2 separate regions of the Homo sapiens genome follow, and region 1 is linked to region 2. Evidence: chromatin contacts called from ENCODE Hi-C or POLR2A ChIA-PET data. All regions are on one chromosome and are shown on one strand. Each heading gives the region's core, a stretch centred on a gene start or an enhancer-like site at or near the end of the contact. The rest is flanking DNA. Distances are from core to core; before and after follow the strand shown.

Region 1 (5,322 bases), core at 607-3,106, 38 kb after region 2:
ACCCCCAACTCTCAGGCCAAGATAGTAAAAAGAGAGTCAGAGAACAGGAACCGTAAAAAAAGTTCTTCATTTTCCATCACTTGGTGGTGACTTTGAAGGTAGAGGCTGACAGTGAGTGGAGTATGGACATGTCACCCACAACCAGATGAAGAGGGACTCCGAGATAGCGACTCGGCTATGCACACAGTCACCCACAGAGGAGGAGCAGGGAAGGGGGAAAGTAGCCTCTCTCAGCACATGATAAAAAGACCTGGATGGGGAGGTGGAGCAGAGGCCTTCACTCCATCATTTTTTAAATCCATCCTTCAATATTTTCAAGAGGAAGGGAAACCAGACAGGCCAAACCACAGCCTTCAGTGGGGCTTGACTTTAGTTCTACGGACCTCACCAGCCATTCCAGCAGCTGAATGCCTGCCAGTTGGTGCCCACACGCTATGAGACCCCACAACTGTGTGAGAAGCTGGGAACATTTCACAGGGAAAAAGCAGAAATGGAGGGAGTGAAACCCCTACTTAGTTTCTGCTGATCCTCCCTGGTAGAGAAACTGAGACCCTTTCCACAGAAGCTGGGAACTCATACACCATTTGGTTTAGAAAGAAGGAAACACAGGCCTCTGTAATAGAGCCACATAAGGGTCATAGGACCAAAAACCCTAGACATTCAGCAAGGGGAGAGGTCAATCAACAGCTCCATATCAGAGGAGGCAGTGATTCGGAATGTTTACGGACTCATCCTTCCCATTGTCCAAGGCAGGAACCACTTGGGATCCACATCATAGTCAGGTCTTCAGGGGTATCCAGTCTGTAGGGTCCAAGCTATGGGCATGAAGGACTCAGCAATCAAGATGGGAAGAGGGTCTGTTTGCAGCTAAACCCTAAAGGAATCTTTAGTCATTAGAAGAGGCAAATAAGCTAGTCCTCCTTATTCTCCATTTTTCTGAACTTGATTTTCATAATTAGAATAATCTTCTGGAGTTCTTTGGTCTCTACATTAGTCAAGGAAGGAGCCCCATTGGGACAAATAAATAGATGTGCTGAGAAAGACAGAACAAGTGATAGAAATGGCCTGGTGGGAACCAGGGAGGGCAGAAAGGGACTGAAGTTGAAATAGACAAAGCTGCCCTCTAACCACTGCATTTGAATCCCAGCAAACCCTGCTTTGGGAATGGCAAGCATCTGGGCAACAGAACTTCTTACCTCCTTCTCAAACTCCAACATGGTGGTGATGGAATCCATTGTTTGTGAGAGCAATCTTATCTCCATGGCAACAGAGTATGATGTCACCACTTTCAAAGATGTATTGCTATGGCAACACAGATGCTGTCACAGGCAGCAAGTTTTAACAGAAAAAAAAAAAGCAGGTCTCCTTGACAGCAAAGATTCCATTTTAATGCCAAACACTGCCTCTCTTGCCCTTCTCTACTGGAATTCAGTTAAAATTCATGGAATCAAGTATAGTCCCCTCCTTTTAATAATTTGCTGTAATAAAAGTAAACTGAGGCCCACAGAAAGATTAGTGCTACAATGAAGGTCACAAAAGTAGCCAGCGGAAGAGCCACATCTAGCTAGAGCCCCAATAACCATCCTCCTTAGGCCCTTGGTCCATTTTCATTATTTACTTGCTGAATCATAAGATGTTACCAAGAACCAGTCTATCTGAGAGTACATGAGATAGCATGAAGCTCAGAAACTAAAAAAGTCTGGGCAATGGAGAATGGGATAAAAATGCTCTGAATGGGAAGATGAAGTGTAAATGGGCTAACCAACCCAACATACTATGGCCTGTGAGCCGGTGACCCCTGGATCAAGCCCCAACCACCCAAATGTAATCAGAGCCCCACCAGGTGGCGCCAGACTGCAGACCTGGTCCTGTCCATTCCAGGTTGGCCTAGTTGTGAAAGACTAGATAGAGTAAGGGGGCTGCGAGGAGGAGCAAGACTAATCCCCCCTACAAAACCCATTTCCATTACAATGACCTGATCACACACAGAGAGCCAAAAGAATATACACAGTCTCCAGGTGAAATTGGAAGGAAAGAAGTGCTCACCCTGGCAAGAAAAGCACATACCACACACATATCCTACTGTTCCATGCCTGGGGGAGTGGGACAAAGTTACTACTTAATACTATTAGCTCCCCCAAGCCCAATAATACAGATGATATGAACCAATTGTTAACACTCAAATGTTATTTAAGAGGTTGAAATAACAGGTAATTTAAGCGCTTGACAATAATACTCACATTTAGCATGGCATTTTTCGAAACCATTTTCTATGCATTATCTCATTTGACACCAAACAGCCCTGTGGCATAGACAGGAATGTTTTATTACAGGCGGATGAAGATACTCCAATTCAGAGGGTGAAGTGACTTACTCAGTGTGACCCCAGTGGCAGTGGCAGAAGCAAGTCTATAATCAGATATGCCCAATTCCTGTCCCTGTACTCTGCCGGCTACCCTGTCTTTACAAGCAGTGAAATATTGGGAACTGTTTAGCTACCAGCATTCAGAAGAAAACCTAGTTTGCAGCATTGCCAAATTCTGTGGCGCAACTATTTCCACCATGGCCGATTTCAAACTACCACCATGATGTCTATCAGCTTGCAAAATTCCTGAAAATGTGAATAATCAGTTCTCATGAGCTTATAGAAGCACACCCCTGCTTTGTCAGTTATACTCTTATCTGGTCTCATTTTCTTTCCAATTTTCTGTTCCCATGAATATCATGGATGGAGAATCCACAATTCTTGGTGCTAGAGGATGGCCCACCAGTCTTCCCTCCTGAGAATGAGACTAGGATTTAAACACAGGTTAACAGACTTCTATCATGACACATGCCACCTTCCCTCTTTGTTCTCTTCTCTTTGCCTCTCACCATCTCTGTCCTTGCAGGTGCCTGTCCTGTGTCAACAGCGCCTTCCGCTGCCATTGGTGCAAGTACCGCAACCTCTGCACTCATGACCCCACCACCTGCTCCTTCCAGGAGGGCCGGATCAATATTTCAGAGGTAAGAAGGGCTTACCCTAACATGGCAGTGTTCCCAGTGAGTCTGAGTGGCCCCTCCCTCTTTAGATGGTCAGTCCAATGGCTTGGCCATTTTCTTGCCCTGGCCCATCTTGGCCGTCTTGCCAGAAATTCTGCATGCTAGAAAGCCCTGTTATTATAAAGCTCAAAAAAGTAGCAGCAAATGACCCCAGAGGCAGAGGCTATGTCTACTAGACTCCTAAGACTCTATGCATTCAAAAGCTTGAAGGTAACTGGGGGTTGAGACTGAAAGCTTAGAGGAAACATATTCAACCAAACAGACTCCCTGGTCTAGAAGAGTGTAGTGAATGGCATTTATTCTTTGAGTCTAGCCCTTTGCTTGGCTGCAGACATAGTCTAGTTCAATAGAACTTTCACTCGCAACCATTCTTTCATGCCAACTTCTCTTCCAACTCTAAAATTCAATGATTCTTTGACTCTGATGTATAACTGGGTGGGTGGCCTTGTAGAAAGTGAGAAAAAATCAGCTAGTGAAAAGAACCAGGCATTGCTAAAAGTCCTGTTTTATTATACAGTCGAAACTCCATCCCTAAAGCCTGACCCACCTTTGTTATTAACACAGTGAAATATCAAATTGCTTATCTTTCTAATGGGTATTCCATTCAATGGTTATTCACTGAAGTCTACTTTCTTATATATTCATAGCATGTCTCAGGACAGTGAAGCCTGCTTGCTCAGTCTCCCTTTCTTGTGTCGAAAGCTTTTCATACCCCAGCATGGCCAGTTGGATTTGAACAACTATAGAGACATTACATAGTTGCCCAAATGCACGTGTGCATATACACATATTTCTTACTCTATATTTTAGAAAATCCAAAAATGGTAATAAGTGACAATGTAGCATTTTTATATACAACTACAGTCTTTTTTTTTTTTTTTGATATGAAGTCTCGCTCTATCGCCAGGCTGGAGTGCAATGGCGTGATCTCCGCTCACTGCAACCTCTGCCTCCCGGGTTCAAGCAATTCTCCTGCCTCAGCCACCTGAGTAGCTGGGACTACAGGGGCATGCCACCATGCCAGCAAATTTTTGTATTTTTAGTAGAGACAGGGTTTCACCATGTTGGCCAGGATGGTCTCGATCTCTTGACCTCATGATCCACCCGCCTCGGCCTCCCAAAGTGTTGGGGTTACAAGTGTGAGCCACTCCGCCCGGCCTACTATAGCCTTTCTATACACATCTTCCTCTTGCGCTAGACTACAAGCTCCTTGAAGGCAAGGACTACATCTTATCTTTAAATCTTCAATGTCTTATTTAGCAAATGTTTGTAGAATGCATGCATGAAAGAATGGATGAACGAATGACCTTTCTATTTAAATCCCATTGATGGCAATTGTGTCAACTTGTCTAAGATTTCAAGTAATGGAGTCTTGTGTCTTCTAATCTTGATAGCAGTGCTGGTTGCTTCCATGGCTAAACATAAGAAAATAGACTCTGAAAGGTTTCTCAAACACATACCCCTTTGAACTCTTCTTAGTTTATGAAACAACAGGTGTTATGTTCAGTCAGAAAAATGGAATTTGCCTGTCTTGAAAGGGAGAAACATAGATGCCACAGGTGGCTTTTCAAACAGACCCATCTACGGGTGCCTCAGCATGACGAAACCAGGCATCTAGTGCCCTGAGAACCTTTCAGAAAAGCATTTTCCTCTAGCCAGTTGGTATGCTTTGATGCAGCTGGCCTAAAAACCCTACACCAGCCTTCCTGGACACTGGAGATTAACTCCAGCCCTGGAATTCTGCAACAGTATGAAACTGCTCTGGGGGCAGTCCTTTCACACAGAGCTGCAGGGAGAGGTGGGAGTGGGCACCACAGCTTGGAGCCAATGAAAGAATCGCTTAGAGGGGCAGACCTAGCCAGGAACAGCAGAGCCACCATGGGAGGCCTGGGCAGGGGTGAAGACTGAGCAGTGAGAGAGTATGAGACACAGTCTCAGAAACTAACCTTGACATGGGCCACTTTGAAAGTTCCTTAATAAAATAGATTGAGGTGGCCCCCAGGACACAGAGAGATTGGATGAAGTACAAATCTAGACAACAAAGAGCAGCTGCTCCACTTTCTCCTGAGGCTACCCACCTCAGGCCAAGAGAAACCCAAAGCCAAGCCTGAAAGCGACCTGCAGCTGAAGCAAGGGCATGCGAGTGTCACTCAAAGCAAGATAAATAAACTCTGCTGGGGTGTGTGTGGAGGCCAGAGAGCTGAGCCCCTGCAGGCTAATTGGAAGCAGGCCCGGCCTTCCTCACACCATTCGGAAGTCACTGAAATACAGCTCCCTCTC
Region 2 (5,126 bases), core at 1,814-4,313:
ATAAATAGCTCTCCAGGCAGTCTTCCTGTGGCAATATTGTCTCATCTTGCACAGGAGCAGGCCTCTCAGTGACTTACCTTCAGTATGTGGGGGAGTGGGACCTCATCCCCATGGATTACAGGAAACTGGCTTTTTAACCACATCTGTTTAACGTAATTTAAAAGAGTTGGGGCAAGGAGACTGTCAGCTTGGAGTTTCAGAAACAAAAATTATTTGGAAAGATTGTAAAGCCACCCTTTCCTGAAGGTCTTAAATGCAGGAGAGACCCCCCACCACCCCCTAAGAAATTCTCTGCATTGTTTGAAGACCCTACGCAGTATCTGGGGAGAGATGGAAGGACAGGCCAGACCCTTAGCATACCATCCACCAATGTCCAGCAGCTGCACCAGAAAACTAATTGTGGTTTCCTCCATTTGGAGGAGGCCCTGTCAACTACTAACCCGGATCTAGAACCAAAAATAAGAATCCTTTTCAGAGGTGCTATTGTGATACATGGGGCAGTAAGTCTTCTACCTGTAGCCAAAGCTACTGAACTGTTAAGTCCCTAAGGCACCTAAAGACCTTGGGGAAGGGAAAGAAAAAACGTGGGGAGTCACACTTCCAGATGTCCCCTGCTCATTTATTTTGACATCTCAGACTATTATTTTGATTGTGCACATTTGTTTAGTCCAGGCGATAAGGCTTCCCAGGGTGCAGGCAGAGCATGCCAAGGTGTATTTTTACAAGGCGGGCAAGGACTCAGTAACAGGAGACCTCCCTTCTGCCTGGGCTGGGAGGCCTTGGCTGAGCCTCTGGGGAGGAGGGAATGTGAGGGGGCAGGGAGGAGAGTTGAGCCTGAGGGACTTTGGGGAGAATTACAGAGTTTGCGGATTAGGAAAGTGAGGATAAGCGAATTGCTGCTGCACTTTTGTTTTAAAATGTGTCACTTTCAATCCAAGGCTTTGATGCACATGTGTTTCTGGTTAAGGATGCAGGACCCCAGTGTGGCCCAGGAGCTGAGCACTCACATCAGTGCCTTTCCCAAAGAAAGGGCGGAGTCCTGCCTCCCACCTCCCGGGGCTGTGGGTGCAGGCAACAATGACCACCTCAAACCCGGGTTTTGATTTTTTCCTCTTTCTTTCCCCCATTTCAAATGTCAAGGAACAAAGAGGCTGATAGGGAGCTGATTCTCTGGCTATTAATATTCTCATCGGAGTATTTTTTTTAAATAAATATTTTCACATGAGGGAAAGGCAATGCAAACCCACCCTATTAATCAGACACTTGGCTTGCTGTATTTAAGAGAGAAAACTCCAGCCTCTTATTTTGAAATCCTTTGGTTTGGAAAGAAATGATTGAATACAATGCCCAGGCTGGGAGAAGTGGTGCCAAAAACCTCATTTCTCTAAATGGGCAAGGGGGTTGGAGACTCTCTAATCCTTGATGAGGGATTTGATTTTTCTTTCTAGATAGGTATTGCTGAAGGATGACACTGACTGCCCAGAATCATGTTCCTATGACCAGGAGATGGGAAGTTACAGTGTCTCACCAGAAGGAAACTTACCCTCCTTCATTCTTTTAAATATGGGGAAACTGATGCCTCCAGAGAGGAAAGTCATTTGCCTAGGCCATCATCTGAATTACCAGAAGAATCAGGGTAAATCCTGAGTAACCTGGTCTAGCCCAGCATCCTTTCCCAACTTGACAACAGTTTCACTCAGCACAGACAAGAGTGAACACTGTGTTTAAAAACTTTTAATTAGCAACATTAAAACAACCTAGGCCCAAGAGAGTTCCTGAAGATGTTCCGAAGGGTCAAATTAAAATAGGGAAAGATTTGCATATTGTTTGCATATGCAGACTCATTCATTCAATAGACCATTAAGTGTTGACCATGTATAATGCATAGAGCTGTCCACTGACAAGTCATTTGCATATGTAGATATAGATAGGGCTGTCTTTCTAAGTAATATTCCAGCAAAAGTCTCCTTCTAAATAGGGCTGCCAGGAAGATAAGTACCTTCTTGATTTCTTTTTGCTGTTTTCAATGCAACAATAGCACTATTACGTATGCTTTTGTATAGCAAAAAATAAAATAGAATCCCTGCCCTCAAGGTGGTCAAATTCTGGAGAAGCGCAATGATGTATAGATAAATCACAAGATAAGGTTATTTATTTGTACATCAGAGCAATGCTGTAGAAGAGATGTACTATGTATTCAATGATTAAAGTAACTCATAAACGCATACCACCAGGAAGGGACCTGTCCTGGTTCCCTCCCTAATTGGGGTCACTCGGGGGACTCACCCTCTCCCTAACACAAGAATCCAGAGCTGGTTTATCCAGAGATTCTCTAGTGAAGAGCAGCCCTTTATTTTACAGAAGAGGAGATGAGAGGTCTGAGGGGGCAGTGACTCCGGAGAAGAAAGGGTATACCAAGCCGAATGTGGAGAAGCAGACAATGATTGACTATCAGTAGTTTCCTGACAGCCATGGGGAGCAGCCAGCCTGGGTTCAAGCCCTGGCTCTACTGCTTACTGCCATGTGACCTTGGGCAAGTTGCTTCACCTTTCTGTGCTTCAGTTACCTCACCTGTAAAATGGGCATAATTATGGCATCTGTTTGAAGATTAAATTAATTAATGCATAAAAAGCACTCTGAAAAGTACCAGGAACCTACTACCCGCTTAGTAAATGGTAGTAGTAGTAATTATATTTTTACAGTTGTGCCCCCATACATCATCATCAGGCCAAGCCCTGCAGGTCATGCTTTGCAAACAGCCACACCTAAAAAAAGCTTAACCACCCTGCCTTGCCTCTCAGCCCTACCTTATTTAAGCTGTGTTGAAATCTAACTAATATTTTTGCCGTGTTTTTCTTATTTTAGTTTACAAACATGGCCTCAGCTAATACACCAGTCCTATGAGATAAGTATTATTGTCCTTGCCTTTTTTTAACAGATAACAAAACTGAAATTCAAACTGACTAAGTAATTTGCCCAGGGCCACCAAGCTGTCCAACAGCAGGGCTGGGACTCCACCCCACACCTCTGAAGCCAAATCCACACCTCTTCAGCTTCCTGAGACAGCGCCCCCTGGCTGCCCTGTGGCTGCAGAAGGCTCCTCCCCTCCTGCTCTCCCCACACCCGGCTCCCAGTTAGGAAAAGGGTTCAGAGGCGGCTTTCTGGGCTCCAGGAGGCCAGCACAGACTCAGTAACTCCTCATTTGACACCTTCAAGGAGATTGGAGTAGTGCACTGTTTAGTTTAAAAAACCAATAAAGGAAAGCAAGCACTGCCCCGGGCCCTACATGGACAGTCAGGGGAAATGCCTCTGCAGGTGGTCAGAATGCAGGGAGAAAAAGCACCTCGCCCCAGGAAGTTACCGCGGAGTTTCTCCTGCGCAGCCAGCCAAGCGCCTCACGAGCATGATCTCCCCTCTTCACAAGAACCTGGGAAGACAGGTATTATCTCCCCCGTTTGACAAATGAGGAAGGCCAGGTGCAGCAATGTTGAGGGATCTGAGCTAGGTGTGTCTATGACTTTTAGGAGGCATAGCCGGGAGTGAGGAGCCTGTCTGTGTGGCTGCAAAGCTCCTGGACTGCTCGCCCTCCCCTAGCACCAGGAGAGCCCATGCAGAGACCCCAGCGGGAGACATCATGACTCCTCTGCATATTTTCTTACCCCCATCCAAAGCTCGTCGGTCTGGCAAAGGAAAAACCTTTTCAAGGAGGGCAGCTGCAGAACACATGTGAGGCATTGAAGCCCCGATTCAGCTTCTCTGGTGCTGTTTCAAGTGTGAACCATGCAAACCCATATCAGCTCAATCCCTGGCCCTAAGTAAGAGGTTCTCAGACTCAAGAAAGCCTCCTGTGTTCCCCATCTTAAGTCTTATCCAGCCAGACACAGGGGGCCCCGGAATGACACCCCAGAGCTCTGCAGCCTGCTTTTCAGCTCCTTCCAGGAGCGCTCCCTTGTGTTCCCTGCGTTGAGTTTCAGTAATTGAATGTGTTTTATTTAGACCATAACATTTAGTGCCACTTTGGATTTCCAATTAGGCTTCAATCAGATGCCGAGAGTCTGATTCGTTTTGTTGTTTTGATCAACACGAAAGATGGCAACATCAGAGGAGCCGTCATGAAAAGTTACTGCCATCCACTGATGACTAGGACGGTTTCTGTAGTGTGAAGATGCAGGTTCAGAGGTGTCGAGAGCGGCACCATGCATCAGGAAGAGGGGCAGAGGCAAAGGGGAAGTCAGTGAACCCCTGGAGACAAGCGCAATTGGAAGTCCTGGGGTGCGTGGCCGGGACTTGGCAAGGTCCCTCTGTATGTGGGCCAGGGCTCTGGGTGCCCCTGAGGGAGGGGAAAGGTGTTGGTCTCCACCCCAGCAGATTTCTCATACAAATGGTTCAGGCTTGAACAGCTCCTCTCAGGCCTTTTATCCAGGGACATCTTTGTGAACACAGGGTTCCCATGAAGTGGGAAGCTGACCACCACTTTTTGATTTCTTTAGTGAAGGCCTCTGAACTCCTCAGCCAGAAGTGACCAGCTGTACTCATTTACAGAAATATGTGGGGGGCTTTTTCTCACCACCTGTGAGTTCTGGCCAGCCACTGGCACATGCTGTCTGTCAGATAAGGTTTCTCAATGGGGTTGATCCTAGGGACAAAATTTGGAATCCAACTTTGAACTGCCAGGGAGTTTGTTGCGGGAGGGAGGTGGCAGGATGGCAGAGGGGTGATGGGAGAGTGGCCGGGGAGGAGTAGGTAAGAGTCTGCCTGTGCCAATCATCAAGAGTCACTCACCACACATCTGAGTCAAGGTCAACTGGAGCCTCATTTTCCCCATTGATAAAATGTGTTTGAATGCCCCTTGCGGCAATGACATTGGGTGCATTCCTTCTAGCCATGAATGTGTATGGAATGGAGGCTGTGTGCACAGCGCTCGGAGGCTGACCTGGGTTCGAGTATGCATGTGCTTGTGAGAACAGAAGTTGGTGGGGTTGGTGAGTGAGATGAGAGCAAACGTTCCTGTGTGTTCTGGGGGTGTTAGTGTCTACACTATGTTAGTGTTAGTGTCTTCACTATGTTAGTGTTAGGCTCTTTCATATGCCATTGCATGTACCCACTGGGGGAAATGTGTGTTCAAG

What was found. Hi-C counts contacts between places; a loop is a spot of excess contacts on that map. ChIA-PET counts read pairs that join two places held with the same protein, here RNA polymerase II (POLR2A). Pooled maps may share reads with other maps.
Region 1: a loop to region 2 is called in a map of PC-9, with 7 times the contacts of the local background. The contact joins two enhancer-like sites. A Hi-C loop is called at or near these places in 5 of 168 maps with a recorded cell type or tissue (HAP-1, MCF 10A, PC-9 and 2 more) and 3 of 50 pooled maps. POLR2A ChIA-PET finds 5 or more read pairs at or near these places in 4 of 52 experiments (HEK293, MCF 10A, WTC11 and 1 more).

What each region holds. Positions count from the first base shown.
Region 1 is chr1:208,090,470-208,095,791 of GRCh38, reverse strand. It overlaps PLXNA2 (plexin A2), which reads left to right. Exons shown (of 32, transcript NM_025179.4): 9 at 2,892-3,006. Among named protein-coding and RNA genes, the nearest start is that of LINC02767, 130 kb to the right of the region's middle. Within about 2 kb of position 1,856, at least 2 of the 41 ENCODE cell types and tissues checked have a DNase peak (open chromatin) inside an H3K27ac peak, as active enhancers do.
Region 2 is chr1:208,130,313-208,135,438 of GRCh38, reverse strand. All of the region lies in intron 4 of PLXNA2 (plexin A2), which reads left to right. It overlaps LOC124904500 (a long non-coding RNA gene), which reads right to left. Exons shown (of 2, transcript XR_007066851.1): 2 at 1,698-5,126. Among named protein-coding and RNA genes, the nearest start is that of PLXNA2, 110 kb to the left of the region's middle. Within about 2 kb of position 3,063, at least 11 of the 41 ENCODE cell types and tissues checked have a DNase peak (open chromatin) inside an H3K27ac peak, as active enhancers do.